Linked DNA regions of Homo sapiens: region 1 is linked to region 2. A link is a loop called in an ENCODE intact Hi-C map of the cell type or tissue named here. Cell type or tissue: Caco-2. All regions are shown on one strand. Links, peaks and the distances in the headings refer to the core of each region. The heading gives the core; the rest is flanking DNA.

Region 1 (15,596 bases), core at 3,887-8,886, 270 kb before region 2:
CTACAGCATGACTACATAATAAAAAAGCATTTATTAATAATCTCATTGGTCACACAATACAAAGGAAGGCTACAAGAAGTCAAATGCTGTCATTTGTTGTGACTAGAAAGGCATAATTAAAATAAGTGCCATGTGATTAACCTCTGAAAAATTAATCTGGTATAAAAAAAAGGCACAAAAACAAGGAACATAGGCTCTTAAAGTGAATTTAATACAATAGGCAGCTGTTGTATGCACTTGGATCAAATTCCATGTGCTTGTGAAACGTTAACATCACTGACAGCAAAGAGCAATTAGCGAAGTTAGGAGGCAGGTTGTCTATTATTAAAGATAACAGCAGGGCACAGAGAGGCAGCATTCATAGTGGGAAGAAGCATAGGGTTTTGGTGTCATCCATCTTGGGTTTGAGTTCAGATTCCTCTGCCTATTGCCTATATGTCCTTGGGCAATTTTCTTAACCTTCTAGTAATTCAGTTTCTGGACCTATAAAATGGGGATATTACTGCATCTCATGCTATTCTTATAATAATTAAATAATACCATATATGTAAAGCTTTCAGCGCAGAGTTAGGCATGTTGTAAGCACTCAAAAAATCTTAGGGATAATAAAAGTAGCTTAAGTCCTTAAAATGAAAAAATAACACTTTTGCTTGGCATGAACAACATGTTACATGCAACCTCAGTACTGCAGTTGATGATGGTTCAATGCCGGTCAATGGTGTTTTCCCTAGGGTCTTTCTGGCAGTGAGCTTATCTTCTGATTTAATGTCAAGGGTGGCACATTGGTAATCCTGAAAGAATGTTACAGGCTATGGCTGAACAAGTTTTATGAAGGTTAGAGATGAACATTTATACATTCTCCACCTGGTCTAGCCCCAGAATGCTCAATTCAAATGCCTACAGGGACCAGGTAACTGAACTGAGAGGGAGCCAGGGGGCTTCAGAGAATAGGAGGGCACTCACCCCCCAACCCCCGCCATTGGAGGCAGCTGCCATTGACAGGAAACCATAGTTGAGGTTTGCCCTGTGGAAATACAAGTCCAATATTGCCAGGTATTGTGATTTTTACAAGGGATGCCAGAAATACTGATTTTCATGGGAAATGTCCTACTTTTAAGACCACTCCTGTGGCCACATTTAGCCCTTCCTTCACCCAAGATGGGGATTAGGGTGAGGTAAATGAGCTGCCCATCTCAGGTGTAAATTTAAGGGAGCACCCAAACATTTAGCAATCAAAATAAATAATATCTTAATGCAATATGGTAAAATCAAAATTAAAGCAAAAACTTCATTTTGAAAAAAAATCAAAATCTTAAAATGAAGATGGAATCAGTATTAGCATTACTTTCTTTTGTCTCAGGCTCCAGTATGGCTCTACCCAGCGCTGCATTCAGTCTCCAGTTTGCAACCTCTGATCTGGAACATACAGGAGCCACTCTACTGTCACAATGAACCAGCTTTGCATTGGATCAATTCAAGGCACAATCAGGATATGGCCTAAAATAAAATAGTTGGGTAAATTGTCAATTATTGTTAAGGATATACTAAACTCTATCTTTGTAGAATACAACTTTATTAACATCAACTAAGAAGGAATTAATTAAAAGTCAGACTTAATCTATTTGTAAATAAACATGGGTGTTGCTTTCCAATACACAGCTATCTAGAAAACATAAGATTAACAAAATGATTTGTGCTGGATGATGATTTTTTGTGAACAGAAAGGGAGAAGTTTATAAATTGGCAGTAGTGCAAGGGTTCTTTAGTTGGAAAACCTCTGGAAATCATGCAACATTATGAGTGTGTTCTGTTTCTCACCTTTTATTAGATTCTTGTAAGGGTCCGGGACCTGCGGAAGATCAGAAATTTTTGCAATGCAGCATCCAGAGGAGAAAATGGGCTTTGGAGCCAGACATACCTGGGTCTGAATCCTTGATGAAGGACCTTGGATAAGTCAATTAATCTCTTCCTTAGTTTTCTTATCTATAAAATTGGACTACCTTACAGGCTTTTTGTAGAGACCAAAGTTGATGATACATTACGTTATCTCTTATTCTTTCTTTGGAACAGACACTTGGTATATGGCAGTTATTATTATTATGCAGCATATTCATTGCAAACCATCCCCTGCCAACATTTAAAAAAATACATGGTTATATTTAAATAACTTAAATATGTCATTTATTTATGCTATTAATTTGCTTAGTTCATCTTTTCTTTTTTTTTCCTTTTATTATTATACTTTAAGTTTTAGGGTACATGTGCACATTGTGCAGGTTAGTTACATATGTATACATGTGCCATGCTGGTGCGCTGCACCCACTAACTCGTCATCTAGCATTCGGTATATCTCCCAGTGCTATCCCTCCCCCATCCCCCTACCCCACAACAGTCCCCAGAGTGTGATGTTCCCCTTCCTGTGTCCATGTGATCTCATTGTTCAATTCCCACCTATGAGTGAGAATATGGGGTGTTTGGTTTTTTGTTCTTGCGCTAGTTTACTGAGAATGATGATTTCCAATTTCATCCATGTCCCTACAAAGGACATGAACTCATCATTTTTTATGGCTGCATAGTATTCCATGGTGTATATGTGCCACATTTTCTTAATCCAGTCTATCATTGATGGACATTTGGGTTGGTTCCAAGTCTTTGCTATTGTGAATAGTGCCGCAATAAACATACGTGTGCATGGGTCTTTATAGCAGCATGATTTATAGTCCTTTGGGTATATACCCAGTAATGGGATGGCTGGGTCAAATGGTATTTCTAGTTCTAGATCCCTGAGGAATCGCCACACTGACTTCCACAATGGTTGAACTAGTTTACAGTCCCACCAACAGTGTAAAAGTGTTCCTATTTCTCCACATCCTCTCCAGCACCTGTTGTTTCGTGACTTTTTAATGATTGCCATTCTAGCTGGTGTGAGATGGTGTCTCATTGTGGTTTTGATTTGCATTTCTCTGATGGCATTTTTTCATGTGTTTTTTGGCTGCATAAATGTCTTCTTTTGAGAAGTGTCTGTTCATGTCCTTTGCCCACTTTTTGATGGGGTTGTTTGTTTTTTTCTTGTAAATTTGTTTGAGTTCATTGTAGATTCTGGATATTAGCCCTTTGTCAGATGAGTAGGTTGCGAAAATTTTCTCCCATTTTGTAGGTTGCCTGTTCACTCTGATGGTAGTTTCTTTTGCTGTGTAGAAGCTCTTTAGTTTAATTAGATCCCATTTGTCAATTTTGTCTTTTGTTGCCATTGCTTTTGGTGTTTTAGACATGAAGTCCTTGCCCATGCCTATGTCCTGAATGGTATTGCCTAGGTTTTCTTCTAGGGTTTTTATGGTTTTAGGTCTAACGTTTAAGTCTTTAATCCATCTTGAATTGATTTTTGTATAAGGTGTAAGGAAGGGATCCAGTTTCGGCTTTCTACATATGGCTAGCCAGTTTTCCCAGCACCATTTATTAAATAGGGAATCCTTTCCCCATTGCTTGTTTTTCTCAGGTTTGTCAAGGATCAGATAGTTGTAGATATGCGGCATTACTTCTGAGGGCTCTGTTCTGTTCCATTGATCTATATCTCTGTTTCGGTACCAGTACCATGCTGTTTTGGTTACTGTAGCCTTGTAGTATAGTTTGAAGTCAGGTAGGGTGATGCCTCCAGCTTTGTTCTTTTGGCTTAGGATTGACTTGGCGATGTGGGCTCTTTTTTGGTTCCATATGAACTTTAAAGTAGTTTTTTCCAATTCTGTGAAGAAAGGCATTGGTAGCTTTGATGGGGATGGCATTGAATCTGTAAATTACCTTGGACAGTATGGCCATTTTCACGATATTGATTCTTCCTACCCATGAACATGGAATGTTCTTCCATTTGTTTGTATCCTCTTTTATTTCCTTGAGCAGTGGTTTGTAGTTAAAAACAATACAAAACTTCTGTTTGGGTACAATTACCACAAGTCCTGGATTTAATGGGGCCCAAATTAGAAAAATTTAACTATATAACAAGGTTTCCTTTTAAAATTTCTTTTTAAACTAAAAAGAAAAAAAACATAGCATTAAAGCAAAAAAAAAAAAAAAAACTGCATAAATAAATGACTGCAGCCTTATTGCACATCTGGGAGGAGAATGACAATGACCAGTCAACAGTACAACTCAATACATGACCAGGGTGCTGTGAGATATGGCCCAGCAGAATTAGCAGTAGAGTTCAACTGTAGCAGCCAGGTTTTCCAGTGCAATCGTGTTCCCGATGTCCCTGTATATTGTGGATGTTTCTAAGGTGGGCAAAAGCATCGTAACTCAGTAGCTCTGGGTTCAAATCTTATTCCCACTACAAATCTGTAGAGTGACTCAGGGCAAGTTCAATTAACTTGTCTGAGCCTTGGTTTCACCCACTGTAAATTATTTCCCAGGGGGCTTTCTACTGGAGCCCTGTCATGTGCATTTAAGAAAAATGTGAAACTTGCATAGGTCTGCTATCCTCTGCAATACATCTTTATTTTATGTTCCTTTTCCTCCCAACTATTCTTCTAAGAAGCAGCTTGAATTTCTCTTTTAATCAGGAAGCCATTTTTTATCATCAATGAAAGTGTAAAAACTCTATCAGTTAGAACTGTATATTTATGGCAGGTTCATATGATTGGAACTTAACTCTATTTCATTAATACAGAGAAATGTCCCCTTTTTCACTAATGAAATGCATCCATAATAGAGCTGTATTTTCAAAGGTATATTATCAGAAATAGCCATATGCAAAATGCCCTTCAGAGTGCATGCAAGTTCCTCACTAGCAGGCTCTCTGTTCTCTCTTGTATGCATCCTTGACATAAGTGAAAATTCCTATTTACTGGAGAAGACAATGTTTCAATATAGAGAAGAACAATTTCCAATACTTCTCCATCTGAAAAAAAATTTCCTGTATTAGTTTCTCACCTTGGTCCGTCCTAAGGGTGTCATAAAATATTTAATTAAAACACTCAATGCATATGTTAGTCTGTTCTTGCATTGTTATGGAGAAATATCTGAGATGAGTTAATTTATAAAGAAAAGACAATTAACTGGCTCATGGTTCTCCAGACTGTGCAGGAAGCATGGTGCCAGAATCTGCTTCTGGTGAGGCCTCAGGAAACATACAATCATGGCAGAAGGCAAAGAGGAGCCAGCATCTCACATGGTGAAAGCAGAAGCAAGAGAGAGAGGAGGGGGAAGCCCTAAACAACCAGATGTGACGTGAATTAACTTAGGAAGGAAGGACTCGCTCATCACCAAGAGGATGGTGCTAAAGCATTCAAGAGGGATCTGCTCTCATGATCTAATCATCTCCTGCCAGGTGCCACCTACAACATTGGGAATCACAACTCCACATGAGATTTGGAGAGGAAAAACATACAAACCACATCAATGCCACAAATGACAATCTTGTTACACCTTGGAGAAGAGCAAAGGATCTGTAAAAGCACTGGAAGCCAGTTAATTTTGAGGCTTCCTGGCCCCCACTGGCAGTGTTCTTTGCCATAAGCAAAACGGCAAAGAACTCTGCCATGTTACCAGGCCTGTGATTTGGAGGCATGCAAGGAAATGGTTTTTCAAATATCACACTGTCTGCTGAAGGAGACCCTTCCCTTCTTCCTCTTGGCCACATCTGCAAGAAGATTTTGCAGAGACAAACTGTAGAGTGTTAAAAAGAAACCACTGAGCAGATCATGTCCCTGGGGCTGCTGTCTTAGCTTTACAACATAGAGCCAGCCGGTTTAGCAAGGCAGCGCCAAACCATGAGCACTGAGGCAGAAGACTCCATGGGAGAAGTTGGTTTCTTCATCTTTCCTTCTCTTCTTTCTCTACCTCTCTCTGTCCCTTCTTTCCTCTCTTCAACCTCCCTCTCCCCTTACTCCCTTACTTCGTTACCTTCTTTTTTCACCCATCTCTTATTTTATTCAAAAAACATTTATTTAGGATTCAATATTGCCAAGTATACCATTAGGCTCTGGGAATACAGAAGTGAAAGCCTGCAGGGAGCCTCCAGTTTAGTGACAACAGGTCTTCATGTACTAAACAGCCACAGCAATGGGATTCTCTATAAGGGGCACTTTGCTGGCTCCGAGGTGGAGGTAATCACATCTGCTTACACGGCTCAGGGAAGGAGGTGACTTTGAAGTGGCTTATGAAGGAGCATTTATGGGCTTCCCAGGCTGATGTGGAGGAGAGGATATTAAAGATAGAGGAGGTGATAGGACCACGGCATGGCAGCCTGGCAGCCTAGCAGCCTGCAGGTGGCACTGTGCAGTTGGGCCACTCTAAGAGGGTGGTAGAGGGGGAACCTGAGCATGGAAACAGGAGAGGTTAAAGCTGGACAGGTAAGCCAGAGGGAATGCTGGGGCCACATCAGGGAAGAGTACCCAAACAGGTGGGACAGATGGTTAGAGGCCTCACTATGGGTCATACTGTTCTTGGTGCTCAGGATACTGTCCATACTCTCATGAAGCTCATATTATTTGGTGAAAAGATAGACAATAAAGAAGTAAACAAATATTCTAATCTGTCAGATCCTGATACATGGTATTAAGGAAACAAAACAAAGAAATAACACTGAATAAAATAGAGGGCATTGGTGACACTCTCCTTCAGATGGAACAGGCAGGGAAGACTTCTCTAAGGAAGTGACATGCAAAAGAATATATGCTTTTCAGATTAAGTGCTTTTGAAGTGAGACCTAGACATACGTGCTTTTAAAAAGCATCCCGAGATTCTGATGAGCAGGTGGGTGAAGCGGCCTTACCTGAGGCAGTGGGGTAAGAATATTCACTGGAACATTCAGCATGGGGCAGGGTGACCTGGCTGGGTACATGTCCTGGAGAGTTAGTACATAAAGAGGCATGCAGGAAGCTGCATGGGAGGCAACTTGGAGGCCTTAGACTGGAGGCAGAGAGGCCGTTAGAAGACGGTGGTGGAGTACTGGCAGGTGGAATCATATCTGTGAGCTTCTGCCTGCAGAGTTGCAAAAGACTTGGAATGAACTGGCATCAGAGGAACTTACAAATTAGGAAGAAAAGATGTGAAGATAAGGACGACAACCGGCTGTGGCCACAAACTCTAAGCCAACCAGCCACCACCTTGGACAAGTTTCACAGAATTCCCTTACACGGGAGGTAGAATCCATTTTGGCTCTGCATAAAGCTGCAATGGTCTAACACAAGTTCCACAAACATCTTCTGTAAAAGGCCAGATAGAAAATATTTTAGATTTTGCAGGTTACACAGTCTCTGTCACAACTGCTCAACACCACCATTGTAGCTCAAGAGCAACCATAGACAATATATCAGCAAGTCGGCATGACTGTGTTCCAAGAAGACTTTACTTACAAAAATAGGCAGCTGGCTGGTTTGGCTTATGGACGGTAGTTTGTCAACCCTCACTTTAATGTGTCAAGTGGTTCTTTAGATGGTGGCCCTGGGCTCTAATGGAAGGAAGCCAAGGAGTATCTACCTAGGTATGGATACACATTATACAAAATTTGACTTTCTTATTTTTACTAAGCAGCAAGTTTAGACTATTTGTTTCCAGCTCTGTGGGTCCTGGTTTTGTGCTTTGTTGGCTGGCAGAATTGTGGTAGGTTATATTCACACAGGACAATAGAGAAGTAGGAGAGTCCCCCTGTGGAGGTCAGAAGGTCTGCTTTTAAAGTTCATCCCCCTTCCTATGTGCCTTTACCTCTCAGAGCCTCAGTTTCCTCTTTAATAAATAAAAAGTGTTGGACTAGATGAATTTCAAGGCCCTGCCTGGTACTAATATTCCAATTCTCTGTGCTCTGTACATTTGCTAGACGGGTAGTGAAATTTGATGAATAGAGGCCCAAAGAGGAAAAGGGAAGAGGCAGAAGTCAACCAGATGAGACGTAATCTGGGTCTAGATGAGGGGTTTGGCAGTGTGGTTGGAGATGACAGCACACAGATGATAGGGGTTCATCATATGATGTTAAGCACACTGTTAAAATTAAATGAATTAGCAAGAATGTCTACGTAAATGGCAATCAGATAGATGCGGCTACTGTGGGATAAGAAACAGTAGAAGATGATATTGAAATCTCAAGTCTGAAAGACAGAGGCCATTGCTATGTTCAGCTTGGATGAAGGGAGGGGAGTAGATAAATGCAGACCCCCGAGTGGTAGCTTGGAAGTAAATTGTAAAGTCAGGGATGAAGGAGTCTGGCTGGGGATCTTTTAAATATGGCCACATTTACTACCTCAGGTTGGCCTCTACCACTCCCACCCAATTCCATCTTATGTATGGCTTTCAGATAAATAGTCTCCAACACATAGCTTTCACCCTGTGTTAGACAGCCCAGGAAACTGTGCCCCCATCACCTAACTCCTTGCAGCAGCATTCTAGATCGGTGATTATTTGGCCCACCTGAAATTTTAGGTCCTGTGCTTGCCTTAAATCTCTGCAAAGAAGGCTCTTGATGTTGCTGAGTGCTCGTCATTTTGCAATATAAGGCTAGAGATGTCTTCTTGGACACAGGGAGGGCTTCTAACATGCTGTAAGGCTAGCACTTCACCCCTCTTCCCACAGTTCTCCATCTCGTCCCTTGGTCTTAACCTTGGAAGTATTGGAAGCTTTCTTGGTCCTTCTTACCATTCCTCAGATAGAGTCAAACCAAACCAAAGTTAGGTCACATGTCCTGACTTCAGATAACAGAGGTGTCAGGATGGCAAACGCTACTATTTGTGAGACAACTCAGTGTGTTAAGGGAGAAGCAGGCTGGGTATGTGAAATGGGGACCTGATAGCCACAGGTTGGAGGCAGCCAGTGCATTGCCGTGTCTAGGTCTTCAGTGGGAAGCTCTGCCCTTGTTCTCCTAAGCCTGGTAAGTCTGGCTTTTCTAAACAGGCAGTCAGGCTTTTCTAGACAGGCAACCACAGACCCTCAGCAAGGCACCACACCAAACTCACCGCTTGTCCCAGACCATGAGACACATTAACTTCCATGAGTCGAGATGAAAATGTCATAAAATATGTGCTTTGAAAACATTAAATGTGCTAAAATGTATACTAATAAAAACCTCTTTGAGCGCCTATTTAGTTCTTGGCAATGCAAAGAGAATATGAAAGAGTCCAAGCAATATAATAAAAATTTGGTTAAATGCTCTCATTACTTGGCACAAAATGATTTTAATTGAAACGTTTAGCAGCATTAAATGTTAACAACAACAAAAACATATCAGTTTGCATGTTTAGAATTTTCCACAGCATTAGCAGTTTTGTTCTGGGTTTTTTGTTTTGGTTTGTTTTTGCGTTGATGTACGTTGAGGTTTTATTGTGAGGTCTTCATTGGATTGATGCATGCTGAGTTTTTTATTTTTTATTTATTGTACATAACATTTGCTATTTTAATCATTTTAAGTGTGTAGTTCACTGTGCATGAGACAGATATGTTTATCTCTTTTATGTTTTGTTCATTATCTTGCCTACGTTATCCTTGGTAATTTTTATTTATTTTGAATAGGTATTCAAAGATATTCAAATATTCAGATGTTTGAATGTCATAAAGATACCCATCATTAATTAAACTCCTAAAAGTGCACCAGTTACTGTGGTAAGTGTTCGATATGTCTCATCTCATTTATTCCTTACAGCATTCTGGTAAGGAAAACACCATTTACTTATCCCATTTTATAGATGAGGAAACTGAGGGTCAGAGAGGTTTCATTTTGCTGATTCAAAGTCACACTGCTACCAAGAGGAGATACCTGGAGGAAGTTTGTATGCTGAAGAATCTGCGTGTTAAAACAACAATATCCACTGACCCACTGGGCCTGTATGCCACAGACCAGTCCGCTTTGCTGAAGACACAGGCAATGCATATCCTAAATCTGTGCTTGTGCCTCTCAATTTGGCTGCCGTAAAAAAGCCTGAACAAATAGAACAGAGCCTGGCTGGATTTTACAATTTGTATTCTATCTCCCCAAAGATGCTGAGGAACTGTCACAAACTCAATAAACCCAGTGATGAAATAGAACCATCCTTACTTATTCCAAAAATGGAAACATGCATTTCCTGTTTGTATAGAAAGAGAGGTATGAGCATTCATTCATTATTGTGTGGCATTGCAGCTAGAACCCAGGCCATGTAATGATACTGACCAAATGAAAATCCTGGCTCACATTCTTCTAGCTACTATTTAGCCTCTTGGGCCTCAATTTTCTAATCTGTACAATGGAGGTAAGGGTAGTATATAGCTCTTCAGATGACTGTGATGATTAACTTAACTGCTTGGTACACTGCTGAATTCGAAATAGTGACTAGTCATGTATTCAGCAAATATTTATTGAGTTTGTCCTGTATACCAGGCATAGGGCTGACTTGGCATAGATGATTAAAGTACAGTCTTAGTCCTTTGTACTTTCAAAAGGGTAGACATAGATGAACAACAAATTCTATTAAGGAGGCTATTTTAATGGTGTCTACGAAGTGTCATGGAAGAACAAAGGAGAGGAGAGGGAGTAGGTGGGGACAGGGGGCAGAGAAGGCTTCAAAGGAGGTGGTGTCTTGCTCTTGGCTAATGGCTACTGCATTTCTATGCTAGGAAAAACAACCGTGCTGAATATTGTGTCCAATGTCTTTTATTCTCCTTAACTAAACTGTACACAAACAGAACTTTCCTCCAGAAAAAGAGAGTAAACAAAGCCTTTTGAAGACCAGGAACTGAGGTTAAACAGAATCCCCCCCGCATTTGGTGGTGTTCCTGTACTGCAGGGAACTCATGGTTCTCTTTGGGGCCTAGAGAGCGGTGGGCTATGAACTTTATCTGACATTCTGAACTAGTTTCCTGTCAATATGCCCATTGAGTGGAAGCCATTGATCAACCAAGTGAAGCTGCTAAAAATGGATTCCAGCCTGGGAAAAATTCCCTGGGGAGGCTGTAGATGTCCCGGCCTGGCCTGGCAAGGATGGGTCCTTTGTGACTCAACTGGGTGAGAGCTGAGGGCTGTTCCACCAGTCAAAACCCCAGCCACAATAACCTGGCTCTCGGGTCTCAGATACCTAGCACCTACTGCAGGCTGAGGAGAGAGTGGAAGGAAGAAGCAGGTCCCCCTAGTGTGGACTGGGCTGAGATCGGGTCATCTGCTGAACTCAGCGGCCACACACACCCTAGCTAATTCCAGCGTCTCCAGAAGTGTGAGCGTAATGAGGGGCTGGTGGTGGTTTTGCCGCGTCTCTGCCCTCCTTTCTTGCTTAGTGGCTCATCACACTTTGATGGAGATGAACAATGAGGGGAGGGGCTAGGGGGCCAGTGGGTTAGACAAAGAAGGAAACTGTGCCTTGGCCAGATCCACGCCAATTATGTCTGAATAAACGCATCCACAGTGCGAGCTAAAGAGCCTTCCTTCCCTCACCCCACTCCGTTTTATTTATTTTTATCTTGGTCTGGAAAGTTGGACATATTTCCTGTACCGTCCTGGTACCCAGATGGCCTGTTTGAGTAAGCAGTGGGGAAGAAGGTCAATAATACATCAGCATGCAGAGTCTCCGCTAAGGTCAGTCCTGCATAAAATATGCCATGACAACCTGAGGGCAAGTTTAAAATGGTGCTCCACAGTGGGAGTGGGGGTGGGAGTTGTGGGGGGATGTACAGATGCTGCCTTTGAGCAATTGCTGCAAAAATGACTTCTGCCCCCCAACATCACCCCCCCGCAAAAGTGTAATGTACTGGGTTTGTATAGTGGGGACGTAGGAAAAGTTTTCTTCAACACAGAAGAGCTCAGGATCCAAAGGAAGAGGTTTTTAAGAGAGTCCATCTTTACATATAAATGCCTGTTGTGTTAGGGACATTTTCAAAAAGAGTCAAATCCAATTGCCCCAAACAGGAACACAATGGCTGGCTACTGGAGTGTCTCATATTCCAATCAGTTGAATTTCTTTTTGTCTCCAGATATGTTTGAATAGGATTTGAGCACTGAGCTAGGCAGTACCTATGAATGTTTAGCTGTTTTACCATTCATATTCTTAAGAGGCCTTTCTCAATTATATTTGGCTTATGCCCATTTAACTAATAAGGATAAACACAGATAAATATGCCTAGTGTCACTGGAAATTTTATAAAGGTTCTGCTTTTCTCATCCTTTTTTAAGATTGAGGGAAAACTCAGCAGCACCCTTTTAATGTAAAAATAGAAGAAAAGTCCATTTCAATTTGGGAATTTGTGAATAGTGACACAAATATTCTTGAAGATTGATCCAGTTTGAAGCATGTTGTGCATGGGTTTACTGTTCAACTTGCAAGTAATTTGTAAAGCCAGAGTCAGTCTTGACTATGAAACATTGTATCACTGTGATTGGAATCAATAGTTCTTGCACTGTCATTTGTCACATATTTACAAGCTTGAAAAATAGTTCATTTTGTCCTCATCCCATAACTCAAAAGATTGAATCAGAGCCCTGGAGGGATCTGCCAACAGGACACATTCATTACTGATCACCCGCTTTGGTGAGGCTATAATCACAACCACAGCAAAAATAGAATATAAATAAAAATTAAAGCACTAGTCATTTGGTACACCCTTAAATATTTTCAGTTTCAAGTATTTAAAAGTCTGCTGGGAGACTTCAATCACCTTCATGACCTACCTCAGTGACCACAAAGAGAAAATTCACTGAAGCTGATTTTCCCATCATACTATTAAAACATTCAAAGGTATCATTTTTCTAAATGAAGAAAAATAAAAATCTAGAGTTAATGGTCCAAAGACTTCATAAAGTATACTTCGTCCAGTCACCTCACATATAGTGCATAAATGACCTTCTATTCCCATGAAAGATTTGTAGAACACGTTTAAAGTAAATGCTTTCAATTTTAAGATAAAAGATTTATGAATGATAGAACTTGTGTCTATGAAATCGCTAATACCAACTCTCTAATATTTCACATGAAAAGCTCCATAAAACGAAAAGACTGCCCATAAAGTTGGACTACCCCTGCTGTCAGAGACAATCAGTAACGGAATTGCAAAGCGAATATTGAAACGGATGTGAGACGTGCATTTTGGGTTACAGTAACATGTTTTAAGTCCTCTCTATTCCACCGCTGTATTGATAAAGTATTAATGGTTAATGTGCTAGCGGCCAATTCAGTGTCTTTATATAAATCTCCAGATATTAACAGATGACCACGTTGTTCATCAAATTTAGTTACTAAAATAACACCAAATCCTAGCTTGGTAGCTAGACTTTTTTCAAGCATTTTCCTTGCAGAATTCAACCTATGAGAGATCAATCCATTTATCAAGTCTCAGGCTGAGCCAAACTAAAAACTCCAAACTGTTCTCCAAATGGTCAGTTGAGTGGCTCTGTATAGATTATGGCCTGAAATTCCTTTTGCCAGAACAAGGCTGAAACTAATGTCATGTAACAGTCATTGCCTCTCAAACAATCTCTTTAATTTGTACCTTTACATTTAGGTTCTATGACTACCATTTATTATATGAAGTGACCCCATTTCCTCTATCAACATCCTCACTGCGAATGGCTGAAATTTAATTAGAAGTCAGGCTGAGGTCGAGGACCTAATCTCTCTTTGTGCTTTGGAAAAGAGATGGGAAGGCAAACCTCATGAAGACAGAGACCTGAAATTGAATATATGAGCATTCAACAGAGTTCTTGATATCTGCTCATCAGCATATCTCCTTTTAGAAAGAGTAGGTGGTGAATGAGGAGATCTGCATCCCTCCCCCTGCAATGCATTGGACTAGGGGTACCTCTAACCTAGAGATGCCCATCCATAAACTAGTCAGCGACCTAGGACTGTATGTCCCGTCTTGAAAAGATGAGCTGGCTAAATCAGATTTTCTTTCATAAATAGAATGAAAAGTTGCCAGTTGTGGGGGTGGGAGGTTGCTAGAGGTAAAAGCTTTTATAGGAATCTGTCTGGGGCAACAATTACTGGCTATGTGCAAGATGAGGCAGCTTATCATCAGAAAAAGAAGAAAGTGTAGCAACCAGGGAGGAGATGTTATGAGAGAAAGAGAGAGAAGCTGGTTGTGTGAGCAGCCCCAGCTCTGTGCCTTCCGGAAGCACAGTTGTACAGCTTTACTGAGGCCCATGAAACCTCTCTGAAAATGCATAAATCTCCCTCTTTGTTTGGAAGTGGTTTGAGTGAACTTTTGCTTTTTGGAAACTCAAAAAACAGAATGAGACGTATTTAATGTTGTGTCCAAGTCAGAGCTAACCTCTCAAGTTTAGGGGACACTGTGCCATTCATCCCATGCATTACTGACATGGTTCTTTGAGGATCAATGTGTGCTGGAGGTTAGTTATGGTGCATATCTTTATAACTCTTAGCCCTAATAGAGAAAACAGGATATTCAAGCACAAACAGTAGAAAAATACCTGCAAAATGAATCAGTAGATGAGCGGAGATAGGCTAAGAATTATACTAATAACCTAAAAAAGTAATTGGAAGCCTCAAAGATTATACTGATAGAAATACCTTACTTATGTTTTGGGGACAGGTGTGTGGGAAGATGGCCAAAAGGAACATGCATTTTGGGCGGATTCTAGGAAAAGAAAACTTTGTCCTTTTGAGGAAAAAAGTGTAAGGTAGAGTCAATAAAATATGGGTTTGAATTTTGATTCTGCCATGTACTGGCTGTGTGACCTTGAACAAGTTACTTGATGTCTCTGAGTCTTAATTGTATTTGTAAAATTATAATAATTATAACTTTCCTTACAGACTAGTAAGGATTAAATAAGATAATTTGTGCAACAAGGGCATGGAATAAATGAATACTTTTGTCCTTTACTGAGACTGAAGGAAAGGGCTTAGTATCTTCGTAATTGATGCTTGTTTTGCTGTCAAAAATCTATCAAGAAGCTGACCACATGTGCTACTTAAACAGTGTTTTTATAATACAAGGAAACTCAAAGAATTTTGTAAGAATCCTCTCTGGCTGATTTCTGAGAGCTGATTTGGTGACAAATGTTAATACATCCATTTTCCTGGCGAGGAAGCAGTTTCTCGAGATAAATAAAACTCAAAACTCAAATAACAGTGTCATATTGGAAAATGAGACTATAGAGAATTTGAGGCAAAATGCCAGACTTCCTTAACTTTATTGGAAGGGCCTGTGATTGTTGCAATAACAACTGATAGACTATTTAATAGTGTGACTGTGAGATCTGATAAAGTATTTGCTCTTTTTGTTTTAGCAGTAAGTTCAAATGTTCAAGCAACAAACTTCCTATAAGGATATCCATAAATGGCCTTTATTATGCAACTTCAAAACTGTATTTGTGCTTATCTACTTAAAAAGGCATTAGGCTGTGATAATTAATAACAGTGTAAGCTTATTATGTCCATTTCTGATATTAATCTATGTATGTGTTAATTCCTCCTCTGCCACTGTTAGCAATTCATTTGTGAAGACAGGTGGAAGATAATTGCTGAATATGTATTTCTTTGTCCTCTGTATCCTAAATTTCATTGTCATGCTTCAAGATCCCAATTGCCCTTGACATTCGTCTCTGTGCACAAGAAAACATTTTTATTAATAGTTGAAATAATATATATGAGGGGAAACTCATTATTTATTTTGCCTGCTGCCTTTCTAATTTT
Region 2 (15,596 bases), core at 4,950-9,949:
CATTAGCTCTGTCTCTGTGTAACAATCAAGAGCAGAGACCCCTTCTGACCCCAGGTTGGTACATTGAGTGAATAAGAAATAATAAACTTGAGTTGTTTTAGCCAATGAGATTTGGGACATTGTTTGTTACTAGAACATAATATAGCCTATTCTGATCTAGATGTTTTCCAAATTGATATCAATATATACATGGACAGACAGGTGGAAACAAGAGAGGCCTGGTGACTGATTCAATGTCATATAGCCACTCATTTAATCAATGCAACTACTGAAATGCCAAAGTTGAAATTAAAACCCAGATTGACTACTCCTAGTCCAGTGCTCCTTCCACTACATGAAATGTGATTTCTCATGCTTACGTGCATTATACTTTCTCTGGAAACTACTAGAAGACACAGAAACAAATTCCCCCTAACTTCCCCACCTCTGACAGATGGCACGTCTGTTTGAATAGACACGTCATGATCCAATTTTGGTCTATTCTGCATCCTATAAAAATTCAATGTCACTAGTAGAATAAAAGTTCTCAATATCAAATCCAAAAAATTCATTAATAAGCCAAATTTTACGTAGCAGGAAAGATACTTGTCTCATGTGTTCTTTAAATAGCAATTATTTCCTTCCATTTGTTTTCACCTCTTTCTCTATATGTTTTTGTCAATTAAGATAACAAGTATGTGTTACTAAATTACTCTGTACTCACCCTCTGGAGATGAAAACTAATTAAAAGAGATGTGGTATGTACATGTAATTTTACTTACTCCAAACACCTTTGCTTCCCAAACTATGACACTGAAATCAGCAGTATCAAGTTGATGCTTTCTAAACATCATACTAACAAGCTTATAATTGGCCAAGAGGTCAGGAAAGGTATAGGTCTGAAGGAAAAACAACTTAGCCAGAACTGGCTCACCATTAAGTAGACCAAAGGACAAATTTTTTTTAAAATAGTGTTTCTCCTCTTTTGAGTGATTTGTATGTGTATTCACATAACGAATAACCAACCACAAACACTTATTTTGGGTATATATTTGTGTGGCCACCAGATATTTCAGTCAATTCAATTCAACACATACTTATTAAATTGAAATCAATACCCAGAGAGTATGCTCACTAAAAAAAAAGTATATAAAATTTATGAAATGTCTCAGAACATGAGTTCTTTCAAACAACCATACCACAATAACTTCTCACATGTCTAGCAACTGATTGACAAGATCAAGCTTGTAGACTACCTTAAAAAAGTAAGAAGCAGAAGAAACAAGACAAAAATCTCTGAAAACCCAAAAGAGAGCTTACAAACCAGGGCTCCCAAATTGAGCAAAACCAGTTATAATTTTCAGCAAATAGGGAGCTTTACAAGAAAATCTTTTAATGACAATAATAAAATATAGTTCTTTCCAGTGGAAAGCTACCACACTCCTCTTCTTGTGGCCTATTATAGTCAATTATAACACAATCTAATCACAGCACTGCCAATTGCAGAGGTCAAGAAACAATGACCTGTAGGCCAAATCCTGCCTACCACTTCTCTTTGCAAAGAAACTATTACTGGAACACAGAAACACTCATTTACTGATGCGTTGGCTATGGTTGGTTTTGCATTACCAACGCAGAGTTGAGTAGGTGTACCAGAGACTGTATGGCCCACAAAACCAAAAAATATTTGATAACTGATCCTTTAGAGAAAAACATTGCCAACCCCTGGCTTATTCTAAATTAATGGGAATTTTAATTGTATGCAAAATATTTTTTCTGGGCAAAAATGCAATATAAATATAAAGAAAGCAATTTTATGTGTTAAATCCCCTTAATTCAGTTGTTACACTTTAAAAGAGGACCCTATCTTAAGTCTGTATTGGTTGTTTTTGTTACTCATGAGATTTTCCACCACAAATATAAATTGCTCCCAAAAGTCCAAGTCCAAGAATTCTTACAACTCTATAGCAAAAAACCCTAATAATAAAAAAACCAAGCCAAGGGTTTGAATAGACATTTCTCCAAAAAAGATATACAAATGGTCAAGAAATATATGCAAAATGCTCAATATCATTAATTATCAAAGAAATGCAAATCAAAACCACAATGAGATACCACCCAATACCTTTCAGGATGGCTATTATTAAATGAAAACAAAAACAAAACAAACAAAAGTCAGGTGTTTGTGAGGATGTAGAGAAATTGGAATCCTAGCACACTGTGGGTAGAAATGCAATGGTGTAGCTGCTATGAAAAACAGCATGGAGGTTCCTCAAAAAATTAAAAATAGAACTACCATATGGTCCAGCAATCGACTTCTGGGTATTTATCCAAAAGAATTAAAATCAGGATCCTGAAGAAGTATTAGCATGTCTATGTTTATTGCAGCATCACAATAACCAAGATGTGGAAATAATCTAAAAGTTCATTAGCAGATGAATGGATAGAGAAATTTTGATATATACATACAATGGAATAACATTTAGCCTTTCAAGAAAGGAAATTTCTGCAATATGTGATAACATGATGAACCTTGCAGACATATGCTAAGTGAAATAAGCAGTCACAGAAAGACAAATATTGCCTGATTACACCAATATGCAATATCTGAAATAGTCAAATTCATAGAATCGAAGAGTGGAATTGTGCTTGCTAGGGGCTTAAGTTATTAATCAATGGGCATAAAGTTTCAGCCCAGTAAAATTAGTAAGCTATAGAGATCTGCTGTACAACACTGTACCTAGAGTCAGCAATAACGTACTATACACTTAAAAATTTGTTAAGAGGGCAGATGTCATGTTAAGTGTTCTTACCAAAATAAAATAAGAAGTTGAAGTCCAGGTTCAAAGACTTCCTCTTATTTTCTTCAGGGGTACAAGTCATAGTTAACCTTCCACTGTGTCTCACTTTATATTCCATCTCCAGTCATATCAACTTCTCATTAACCTCCTACTTCTTCCCCATCTTCATATTCTGGGCTTTTGGACCTGCTGTTCCTTATGGCAAAATCTTATTCATCCATCAAGATTTAGTCCTAATATGACTTCCTGCATACCACAGACAGGGTTAGCCTCACCATCTAAAGCGGTTCCTCCCACTGGCACTTTGGGATATAGGTCAACTAGAGCACATATGTCACACCATGGTTTTTGCCAACTTGATGTTAAAACAAACAACAAAACAAAACAAAACAAACACCAGCTAACAATTTCTTTCTCTTGCTTCAACTAAGCAATGGACTCCTCTTCCAGACACACTCTCTCCTCTAATTCAGTTTTTTTTTTTTTTTTTTTTTTTACATAGCAAACAAAACGACCTTTTCAAAACATAAATCAAATCATGTTACTCCTTTTGAGTAAAATCGTGAAAAGACTCCCTTTAATACTTGGAAGTCAAGCTTCTTACTTTGGATTATTACACCCAACATATTCTGTCCGTCCCTCACTTTTCAATATTGACTCTTAATGCTCCCTCCCCCATACTCCTCTTGAGTCACACTGGCCTTTTTGACTTCATTGTCTACATCAACCTCATTCCTACTTTAGGCCTTCTGTTGTAGCTGTTTGCTTTCCTTAGAATATTCTCCCCTCTGAAAGGCGGGAGAATCTCTGGTTCTTTCTTGCAATTCAAACAGTATAAATCCTACCTCCTTCTCTGATGTTCTCTGACCACCCAGGCTATCGTAAACCCCTAAGACTGTCTATCAAACTGCCCAACATTAATTCCCTGCAGAGCCTTTATCATTATCTGACAGTCTTGTTTTGTTTTGTTTACGATGTATCCACTCTCACTAGAAATGTAAGTGCCATGGGCACCATGATCTTGTATCAAGAAGAGTGCCTGGTACATAGTAGATGTTCAATGAATACTTGCTGAATGAATAAAGTATTCTGTTTTGCATTCCATGCTACAAAACTTACATAACATGCAGACACAGTAATTCTTTGTTTTCAAGGAGCTTTAGGCCTAACTGAGAAAATAAGACAAATAAATAGTGGCAAAATAATTAGGCAATCTATAGTTTTTGTTTGTTTGTTTGTTTGTTTGTTTTGAGACAGAATCTTGCTCTATTGCTCAGGCTGGAGTGCAGTGGCGAGATCTCAGCTCACTGCAACGCCTGCCTCCCAGGTTCAAGCAATTCTCCTGTCTCAGCCTCCCGAGTAGCTGGGACTAAAGGTGCGCGACACCATGCCGGCTAATTTTTTGTATTTTTAGTAGAGATGGTGTTTCACCATGTTGGTCAGGCTGGTCTCAAACTCCAGACCTCAGGTGATCTGCCCACCTCTGCCTCCCAAAATGCTGGGATTGCAGGAGTGAGCCACTGCGCCCAGTCCATAGTTAATTTATAAATTGTTTAATCACTTCTCGGCCTTCTGGCTAAGATCAAATGTAGCATCTGTTTTTATCAGTTTAATATAAATTGTTTAACTAGCATGTTCATGGTAAATTGTACATGCACATACTGTAGTCTAGGTAGGATATGACTAGGTAAAGAGAACATCTCTGGTACATGAGATTGGGCAGGAAGAAATGTGGAGAATAGAGTCACCAGAACCACCCATGTGGAAGAGCACTAGTGTACGAGAAATTATGGAAGAGCCTTGTCATGGGAATCTAAATGGGGTCTTCAGAGAAAAGGAAGAAGAACAAATCCTATGAAGCTCAGTTTCTCCTGGGGCTGCTAATCCAGTATGCCACCCTACCTTCCCACAATGAGCTACCTAAAAGCATTTAATGTCATACATGTTGAAACGTAATCAGCCCTCTCTTCTCCTCTGATGAGAGGGTGAGTTAAGCAATTTTCAAATGATGTACAAAAGCAGGAAGCAATGTTTGCTACTTGGGGGATACAGAATTGTACTAGTCTTTGCATCTGGGAAATGAAACATAAATCAGCCCTCTTCATATTTATTACACTTAAATTTCTGAAAGTTATTACAAACCTGTTGATTAGATTGTTGCTGGCTTCAGGGGTTTTGTATTGAGGGGAGGGCTTAGTAAAGTAATTATTTCAGGGAAGTAGAGGCTCCTGATATACAACGCAATCCTCAGGCTATTTTTGAGTGCTTATTTTAGACAACTTTGTTATTAGAAAAAGAAGTCTAAGATTTAAGGGCAAGTAAATGGGGTAATAATATGCACTGTGTTGGTATAATAAGCCATTTTAACCACATTGCCTCTTAATCTTCCTTTCTGAGTCTTTATCAGCTCTGTTCTATGCCCACCTTACCCAAAGTGAATCATTTCTCCCTAATATGCTGGGCATACTAAGTTTTATCACCACTATTTAATACACTTTTTCTTATAAACTTTTGTAATTGAGACTGGTGTCTAAATATCAGTGGAGGCTGCTGCTGTGTTTCAACAGCCTCTTTGCTATTATTGACTATTTTTTGCTAGGTCACTATCCTCTGTACAACCAAGTCACATGTAAACCTGATTTGGACTTAAAGCAATTGGGTGGCGAAATAAATACACTTTTTTTTCTGTCAGTCATTTATATTTTTTTCTCTTACAATTCAAAAAAGGAAGCATTCTTTACTTTCTTACCATCTATTCTTCATGTTTTAGACTTCAGTAGTTTTCAGTTCATGAGTTTATTCCACAAATATTTCTGAATGCCTTCCACGTGCCAGATATGCCAGGTGATGAGAATTTCATGATAAAGTTATAAAATAGGTTTATCATAACTGTAACTGTCCCCTTTGAACTTACACTGGAGTAGAGGGTAGAGAAGATACAAAATGAAATAAAAAGGATGCTGAGAAAGAGAGTAACAGAAAGTGGGCTGCTACCTGCATAATGGTAAACTGACATCGAAGTTAGACTTGAAGGTATAGAATTGAGGTGAAAATATTCTGGCAAAAGACTAACATCAGTGGAAATATGAGTTTCTTTAATGAGGCCAAATAGTTGGGGATTAAATATCTGGGTCATGGGACTGAACCTGTAGTTGACGTTTTTCATCTTTTTTAATGTATGATGTTTGATTTGGGTTTTTATCACAAGAATGAATGCAACTCAGATTAATAATAATGGAATGCTCATTCTTAGTTTCTTTTCTTTCTGTCATGCTTGTGGAAGCTGAAAATAATATTTCATAAACAGTTATGTGAGTTCAATAGACTGGAAATTATTATGGCTGAAGAATATGTGTAAACCTTACGGGACATCCCCTGCCCCACATGATAAGTGTCAAAATCAAATTTATAACTCCAAAGATACTCTTGCTAAGAAAATAATAGAGTTCCTAGTTTAGGAGATATAATATATTTTAAAATAATAGTACTAAATAGAAATTTGAATTTTATGAACATTCTGAAATATTAAAGAGGATATTTCCTAGGTTTTGATTATGCTTAAATATACCCAGTCTGGAAATCAACACAAAATTACCAGTGGATAGTAAAAATCAATTAGAGTTCTTTCCCAAGTATCACTCATAAACTACTGACAAAACCTGCTCTAATTCTCAAGTGAAGAAACTTTTAATTATAATATGATGTATGTGTTCATGCTGAATGAAATTCAGTATATCCTGAAAACAAGAATCAAAAGCAACCATACTAAATGATTTATCAAGAAGACATCAGGTAACCACAAGAGGGCTGCAAAAGATTTAAGAGATATGATGTATCATTCATACATAACGAGACTTTCGTAGATTATATTACTTAGTCCCATTATACTTCATGATTTGTCTGTGAATTAAATACCCATTTATTATACCCTTTATACAGATAGAGAAGTAAGGGCCCATATCCTTAGATTTTATTAATTAGTGAAAGATAAACAGATTTTGATAATTATTTCCTGTTACAAAACTGAAGTCTGATAAAATATAATAACTCAATGTTTTAAAATACAAGAACTTGGTCCTAGAATTAATGGACGTAGAACATTAGATGAAGGCAAAAAAACATCAAGTTGTGGCCCCATAGCTGGGCCTTTGCGGTAGGTGCACAAGAACAGTGAAGCAAACCATCATCTGAGGTACTGTGTGTTATATGGACACTTCCTCACCATGCAGCTCATTGAATTTTCTGTAACTAATCTCAGTAGCTATCTTGATTAAGATAGAAGGTAGACCATTTAAATCAGATGTATATTGAGGGCATAATTTGTCATGATTAATTGGATTATCATAAAAAGTGAAAATTTTGACAAAACACACTCAGAACTGTTAGTTTTCTGCTTCTATCTTACTAATTCCATCCTTGTTAACACCAGAAATTTAATTACTAAAAATATGCCTCAAGATATTTTAAGCTGATCGTTAGCATACATAAATGTTAAAGTCATAAAATAAAGATACGCTTAAGAGATCTTGGCCAGGTGCAGTGGCTCACGCCTGTAATCCCAGCATTTTGGGAGGCCGAGGCAGGTGGATCACCTGAGGTCAGGAGTTCAAGACAAGCTTGGCCAAAATGGTGAAACCCCATCACTACTAAAAATACAAAAATTAGCTGAGCGTGGTGGTGCACACCTGTAATCCCAACTACCCAGGAGACTGAGGCAGGAGAATCGCTGGAACCTGGGACGCAGAGGCTGCAATGAGCAAGGATCGCACCACTTCACTCCAGCCTGGGTGACAGAGCAAGATGCCATCTCAAAAAAAAAAAAAAAAAAAAAAAAAAAAAAGAGATCTTAAAGACAATTTGTTACCATCTATCAACCTGACTTTATAATTGATCTGGTTTAATAAAAGATAGGTCCTTGGTAATTAACAATTTTGGACTGACAATCATATAATAAAAACTTTGTGAAAGTTCAAGATTCAGGTATCCTCTTAGATTTGGGGAGATGTCAACTGTCAAATAATTTTCTCATTTGAGCCTCAAGATAATCACACATGAAGAGAAAGGACCCATACTATTCTTTCCATATTTTGCCATCTGATTACATGATGAATGTCATGCTATGGTTGTTGTAAAACAGAGATTGGCCTGAGAGACAAGAAAAAGGAAAACAAAACATCTGCTACCAGAGAATCAATGGAGAAGGCCACGTTTTATATAACGACAAGAGACCTCTAGTGGGAGCTCAGAAGAAAGTAATGAAGGTGAGCAGGACTTTGCATTTTGTAAGTTTTTTTTTTTGAGATGGAGTCTTGCTCTGTGGGCCAGGCTGTGGCACAAGCTTGGCTCACTGCAACTTCTGCCTCCCAGGTTCAAGCAATTCTCCTGCTTCAGCCTCCTGAGTAGCTGGGATTACAGGCATATGCCACCACGCCTGACTAATTTTTGTATTTTTAGTAGAGACGGGGTTTCACCATGTTGGTCAGGCTGGTCTTGAACTCCTGACCTTGTGATCCACCCACCTCGGCCTCCCAAAGTGCTGGGATTACAGGCGTGAGCCATGGTGCCCAGCTTTGTAAGCTTTCTTAATGGCTTTCTAAAAGTCATCAGGTTTTGGGCAATATGCGAAGACATAGAACAACTACAATTTTCAGTCCCATTTGATTGTGCATGGAGTTAAATATGTGCATAAGAAAGCCCCTGCTGCTCACAGCAGCTTGTTAGGATCATTTTTATATCTGACAGGAATAATCACACTTGAACCAAAAGATTATGCAGGATATTTTAATTTAGGATTAAAGCTGTTTGCAGAATTATATAAGCTATATAGTATGAAAAAAATTACAAATAAATAAACGTCATTTGGAGATGCAGAGAACTGGTGGTGCCTTCAGGGCATCACTATTAAAACAGAATTCAGAAAAATGGGCAAGAACGTTAGCTGGATGTATTTTTTTAATAAGTTCATGCTCTTAGTTCCAATAAATAAAGATAAAGTCTTAATACATTTTGTTTTTAATAGTATGGGGAAATATTCCATGAAAATAAATGCTTTCTTTTTTGAGAATTGCTTCCTGTTAGTTTTTTGCATTTGCTACTCTCTTAGGGCCAGTTTCAACATAAGTCATTGGTACAGAAGTAGTGCTCCTGTTGGGATTGCTTTAAATGGGTCCACATGGTACTCTCAGTCAATAAGTGGTATTACCAGCTTTCAACAAGAAAGATTTTATTCTCCTCCATTTCTTTCCAGTTATAAGCAACTAATAGTTTGAGTTAACATTTGAATTCTACAAACATCATTTTTTTCCAGAAAATACCATCCAGTGCATTAGTCATTAAAAAAACAGAATAGAAACACATTTTAAAGAGGTAACATTTATAATCATTTTAATCAGAACCAACAAGTTTGCTCAATAACAGAGCATCCAAATCCACTGGAGTGAATTTGGACCCCAATAAATAATAACCTCTTTAAGTAGGTGGGATAGGGTCATCTTTTGGGTACTACAAGAAGCAGGATCTTAACAAATTGTGAGAGGCTACATGTTTTTAAAAAGGAAAAACAGGCCTCGCATGGTGGCTCATGCCTGTAATCCCAGCACTTTGGGAGGCCAAGGCGGGCAGATCACAAGGTCAGGAGATCGAGACCATCCTGGCTAACACAGTGAAACCCCGTCTCTACTAAAAATACAAAAAATTAGCCGGTTGTGGTGGCATGCACTTGTAGTCCCAGCTACTCGGGAGGGTGAGGCAGGAGAATCACTTGAACCTGGGAGGCACAGACTGCAGTGAGCCGAGATCATGTCATTGCACTCCAGCCTGGGCAAAAGAGCGAGACTCCATCTCAAAAAAAAAAAAAAAAAAAAAAAAAAGAAAGAAGGAAAAAAGAAATAAGGAAGAAAAAAGTCTAAATAAGCTAAATAGTTTTGGATGCATAATATATGAGCATGATTACAGAATTCATAGGTTCTAAAATATCTATAAAATTATTAATGTAAATGAAGGCAAATGTAAAGATGTGCTTTAATAAATTATGCTAACACAGTCCCTAGATCAAGCTAAACACAAAATTAAAATGCCTAAAATGTTAAACTTTTCTCCACGTTCTATGTTAGAACTTCCCCCTTCAAATTAACTGATAACTACAAATGGAGTATTTAATCCAAGAAGAAAGTTATAATCTTAGATTTCTATGTCTCTTATAGGGTTAATGAAATATTGTAGGGGGAGAGAAACTGAAATAAATCTAAAGCTAAGTTTAGTACTAAATAAATGATATAAATATTTATTCACTGAAAAATCTTACTTTAGAAATAATGGAAGAGAGAACATTTTTTGAAACCAGCTAAACCCAAAGCAGAACCAACCTTTTCTCTGGTAGAAATCACGGTTGCCTATCAGCAATTATAAAAACAATAACGCCGACCTTGAATGAGCCTTAAAGGTCTTCGCTCACAATTATATTATCAGCTTTATGAATTTTCAGTTGCTATCTCAGCCATAAATTCAATAAATGCAGAGTTGATTAGTAATAGGAAGATAGCTATTTTAACAGCTGACTTCATTGAAAAAGGCATTTGAGAAAGTACACATTATACTGGCATTTTCCATGTTAAAAAATGCAGCTTTTTCAAATCCTGCTCAGTACACTTTAGATGAGGACTTATGTCCTCTCAGGAACAGCAATAAAAACTAAAAATCAAACTCAGCCAAAACTAGAAATGATTTAAATAAATTATATCTGTAGTCCTGGGAAAGCAATAGTCAGCTAAAAGGTTTTTATACCTGGAAATTTTTTTACATTTCAAGACTTTACCTTGGAGCATTTTTTTTCCTCATCTTAAATATATAACTTCACTTCCTCTCTGTATCTTGAACATAACAGCTCGCAATGGTAGAGAAACCCAATCAAAAAATAGCCCTGTGTGTAGTTATTGTAATTAACAGATTCAATATCTATTACAGCCAGTCAGGTATCATAGCAACCTTGTAGTGCTGAAAATTGCTTAGAAAATTCTTCAAAACCAGCAAGACTCTGCTTTAGGAAAACAACACTGGGGACATGACTGGCTGTCAACATCTGTGGGTGTTGCTATGGGCACAGCCACAAAGAACTCTGCCATCTATACAAAAAGGTATACACACAGAGAAGAGGGGAGGGACACGGAAGATAAACTGATAAGGAAAATCAAAAAGAAGAAATAATTGGGCTGGCAATATACAATAGGCACACAATTTTGTGTCCATGTTTTACACAAATTCTTTTCTATTGAAGCTAGAGAATCCAAATTAAACTTAACTGTAATTGTGACTAAACATGAGCCAGGGTTTGGAAATAATATCTGAAAACTCTCCATTTGTACCCTTTATCACAAGTCTTAATTTGAAACTTAAAGTGAATTACAGTTAAAATAATATTTAAACTTCCACTTATAAACCCTTAATAGTCGTTTATAAATCTACAGAAGAGAAAAGAACAGGTTACTATGAACAAGAACCCAATATTGATTTTTCAGCAGTGCAGTAAGGCATCTCCATTCTATTTGGCTGCTGTCAAAGCCACTCTTTAACAGCTGGAGTCAAATTGCACTATTTACAGCAAGAGCCCTTGTCAAGTGGACCATAAGTATCCTAACAATACACTATTCAAATGGCACTTTGCCACACAAATTGCTGACTTGATGAATAACCTATGTCAATGACTAAGGCCAATATAAAAGTTTCATTTTTATGAGAGGTTTTACATTCACACATTAAGTAAGCTTTCTTTGAAGAACTATTAGGCTATATATTTCAGGCCTGTGGACGCTGAAAATAATTAAAATCTGTTTAAATACATCGAGGGAACTTGACAACATTAATATGGATCCGGTGTTAACTACATTTGTCACACGAGTCAGAACAGAGTCCTTCCGTTGCTGGCACTCCCCACCGGCACGTGCTGCACAAAGCCAGACTTAAGCTAGCCTAGCACCATGAAATAGGAGCATTCTCCTTTTGTGCCTCTGATTTACATGGCCAACGAATGTTTAGATACAAGCCAGGCTTTGAAGTCCTGTGAGGAAATTCGGAGTTGCTTCTGGGTGCGAGGTGGACAGCTGGAGTCATTTAATGGTGCATTTTCTACTTTTCATAGTCACTCAGACCTTCTAAATTAGTTTTGAAACGAAGCTGTGACATGTTCCTCATAGTTTTCTTCATGATTGAGGTAATATTTTAAAAACAAAAAAAGTTTAAACTCATGCCACAAAATGAGAAAAGGGAAATTCTTCATAAGGCAGTTATAAAAAAAAAAAAGGATTAGATATTACAGAAATTTTTATTTAACTTACATTACATAAAATTATCTATAAAACTCTTATGGTAAACAGTTATACACTGTCAAAAACTTGCATCACTTTATGTGTTCAAAAAGCAAATGACTTTGTAGATTTCTCCCCTAACGTTTATTTCTTTATTCCATCTTCCTAGGCTGGGTATTATCATTTAGGTACTACAGTTTTAAGTTGAGATTCACCAAATCAAAATACTTAAAACAGAAATCTTAATCCAATGTTTACAGAGGAAAATGACTGTTCATCAAGTGTTTGAAATGTAAAATAAAAATCTATTTATTTTCTTTTAAAATTATAAAAAATTGATATAGAATATTTTCCACACTAGAAAAATAGTTCTATGCTGCTTATTTTATTAAAAAGAATAAATCAAAAATTTACTAATCAAAAAGGGAAAATTTTCATTCTATATGGATGATTTAGCCCTATATAATGCAATTTATTGTTTTAAAATAAATATTTGTTCTTTTTTTATAGTTATACAAGTTTAATATTAAAATAAAGATAGTTTAATAAAAACCATGGTAACATGTAGTATTGCCATGATGAATTATTATTTAATACTTTTACAAGTATATTTTCAGATGATATTTTCCAGTCTCACAATTTAGAAACTATACTAATTCTATTTTGGTTATTTTTTGTGTCATAAAATATAAAAGAACTAACTTTCATTCTCATAAGGTGATAGGTAGTAGTGGGATCAAATTTTCAATTGGTGGTCTACCAATACACCAGCTGTTTTTTACAAGAGGTATGAGAATAAAACTCTAATAAAAATTTTCAGCAAATGGTACCAGAGACACATCACCATAAGGTCAGCTAAAGGTTAAAAATATATATAACCATATGTCTAGAAAGCTCAACTAAAATGTAAATAATGCAGTGCAGTCTTTATTTATAATCAATTTTATATGCTTAGATAAAGATGCACATATAAGTGCGTTATTTAAAGAAAATTCCATTAAAAAAAATTCCAACTAAGTTGGGAGCCATTACTTACAAATTTGTTTCTCTACAAAGGGTGGTTTTCCAAACACATATGAGTTCCCGGTTTCTGTCACAGGTTAGACTTGATATAAGCTCTTTTGGATTACATTCCACACAGTGCAGAGGTTGGGATAAGTTGTTTCATGTAAAATACAGATATGGAGGGAAAAGGGAGGTGTTGACTATTTTGCCAATTTCTCCTCAGACCTCATGATCTCCAAGTCCAGTAGACTGTCTAGATCATAAATTGGGAAATGACAACCAGTGCATCACCTCTAGTCCACTGCCTGTTTTTGTAAATAATGTTTTTATTGGAATACAACCACCCTTGTTGAAGAATTGTCTATGGTCGCTTCTGTGCTCCTAAAGCAGAGTTGAGTACCCATAGCAGCAAAATTCTGGCCTGCAAAGCCAAAAATATGTACTATCTGGTCCTTTCTAAGCCTATTTTTTCTGTTGCTATAAAGGAATACCTGATGCTGAGTAATATATAAGGAAAAGAGTTTTATTTGGCTCCTGATTCTGCTGGCTGGAAGACAGGACATCTGGTGAAGGCCTCAGTCTTCTTCCACTCATGGCAGAAGGTGAACCAGAGCCATGTGTGCAGAGATCACATGGTGAAAAGGGAAACAAGAGAGACAGGAGAGGGAGGAGCTCTTATTAGCATCCAATGCTCCTGGAAACTGATAGAGCTCATGTACTCCCATCCTTACATTAATCTATTCAGGAAGGATATGCCCCATGACCTAAAGACCTCTCCTTAGGTCCCTTCTTCAACACTGAGGAACAAATTTCAACGTAAGGTTGGAGAGGTTAAATATCCAAATCATAGCAGGTCCTTTACAAAAAAGAAAAATACTTATCCCTGGTCTAGTTCATCATTGTCTAATACAAATAGAATGAAAACCACATCTGTAATTTTAAATTGCCTAGTAGATACATTAAAAAAAGGAGAAAGAAATGGGTGAGATTAATTTTAATAATATATTTCATTTAATTCTACATAACCAAAATAGAATTTAACATGTAGTACTAACCACATTTCAAATACTCAGTAGCTACAAATGTTTAATGGCTACCATTTTAGACAGTGAAGCTCTAGAAAAGCAAATCACAAGGAGCTGCTGGGGGACCTATTCTACAGAAAATCAGTTTTAAAGAAAAGACATTTCCAGGATACTACAATGGGCCCCAAATAATAATCCACTTTACCCTTTTATTCATTTTACAGACAAGAAATGCAGAAAAAGAATTTAAAAGCAACTAACCAACCAACAAACAAAATAGGTGTTTTTACCTTAAAATATCATGAAGCTACAAAGATTTCTGCAATATATAGATGATTTTAGGGTGGTTATTTATTCCCTACTTTGATGCTAAATTCCTTCCATTGCAATTTAAACAGGTTCTATCTTGTCTTATCCTTAGATAAATCTAAGAAAAGCAGTTCCCCATCATGAATATGATATTGTATTCCTTTAAATCCTTTATGACTCTGGCCTTCCTTTCCTATACCAGAGATATTGTTTGTCTAGCAGCACAAATTCAACTCCTCTAGCATTTCAAATTGGAATTATTTTCAAAATGTTTTGTTGTATTTGTTTTTCTCTTGCAAACTTTTCCCCAGATCTATATGCACTTGCTTCAAATACAACAATAAAAAAGAAATACAGCATTCTAATAAAGTCCTAATGTTGCCAAACACAAAAAGCTCCGCTGCTAGTCTCCTGTTTAAACAGTTCATTCTATTGTTGGAGAATATTTCACCTGTGTCTTACTAAAATCCACACACAAAAAAATCCTGAAATACAAAGTAACCTTTAACAGTTTTAAATTTCACAGGCATACTGTCCCTCATTTTTTCCACACATAAAATGAGTATGATTCAAACTTGGTTTCTTAAAATTAATTTTTTTCTTAAGAAAACTCATGAAGCATTTTACTGTATTAGTAACAAGGAGAATGGGAAACTTATAAGCACCCATAACATTTCACACTTATCAAATTTGTAAATTAAAGAAGACTAAGATAAAGCAACCTTGGCAGGTACAGTGGTTCACACCTCTCACACCAGAGACTCAGGAGGCTGAGGCAGGAGGATCACCTAAGGCAAGGAGTTTGAGACCAGCCTGGGCAACAAAATGAGATCTTGCCTGTAATAGAAAAACTTTTTAAATTTAGCCAGGTATGGTGTTGTGCACCTGTAGTCCCAAATACTTGGAAGGCTGAGCTGAGAGAACTGCTTGGGCCCAGGAGTTCAAATCTGTAGTGGGCTATGATCGTGCCACTGCACTGTGATTGTGCTGGAGTGCAGTGGCACGATCTCTAAAAATAAGACCCTGCCTCTAAAAATAAATAAATAAATAAATAAATAAAACAATCTCAACAGCCTAACTCTATCAGGATGAAATGCTAAGAGAAAAAGTGTATAATAGACATTGAAGATACCCAGAACATAAATTAAAAAGATATAACTTAGGAGAAGCACAAATAA

Evidence for each region. Hi-C counts contacts between places; a loop is a spot of excess contacts. Peaks named below come from ENCODE experiments on the same cell type or tissue, not always from the same donor. Only the 100,000 strongest peaks of a DNase experiment are listed, where the experiment ranks them.
Region 1: it touches region 2 in a loop (2.5-fold over the local background); 3 of 110 quality-filtered maps call a loop at or near these places.

The regions. Positions count from the first base shown.
Region 1 is chr15:53,378,354-53,393,949 of GRCh38, forward strand. No RefSeq gene overlaps it. Among named protein-coding and RNA genes, the nearest start is that of LINC02490, 270 kb to the left of the region's middle. In Caco-2, for the core only: a CTCF peak has its summit at 6,262 (motif pointing right); no DNase peak of the experiment used is centred there.
Region 2 is chr15:53,647,641-53,663,236 of GRCh38, forward strand. The region is part of intron 14 of WDR72 (WD repeat domain 72); the gene reads right to left. It also overlaps the pseudogene RNU2-53P. Among named protein-coding and RNA genes, the nearest start is that of WDR72, 100 kb to the right of the region's middle. In Caco-2, for the core only: no CTCF peak of the experiment used is centred there; no DNase peak of the experiment used is centred there.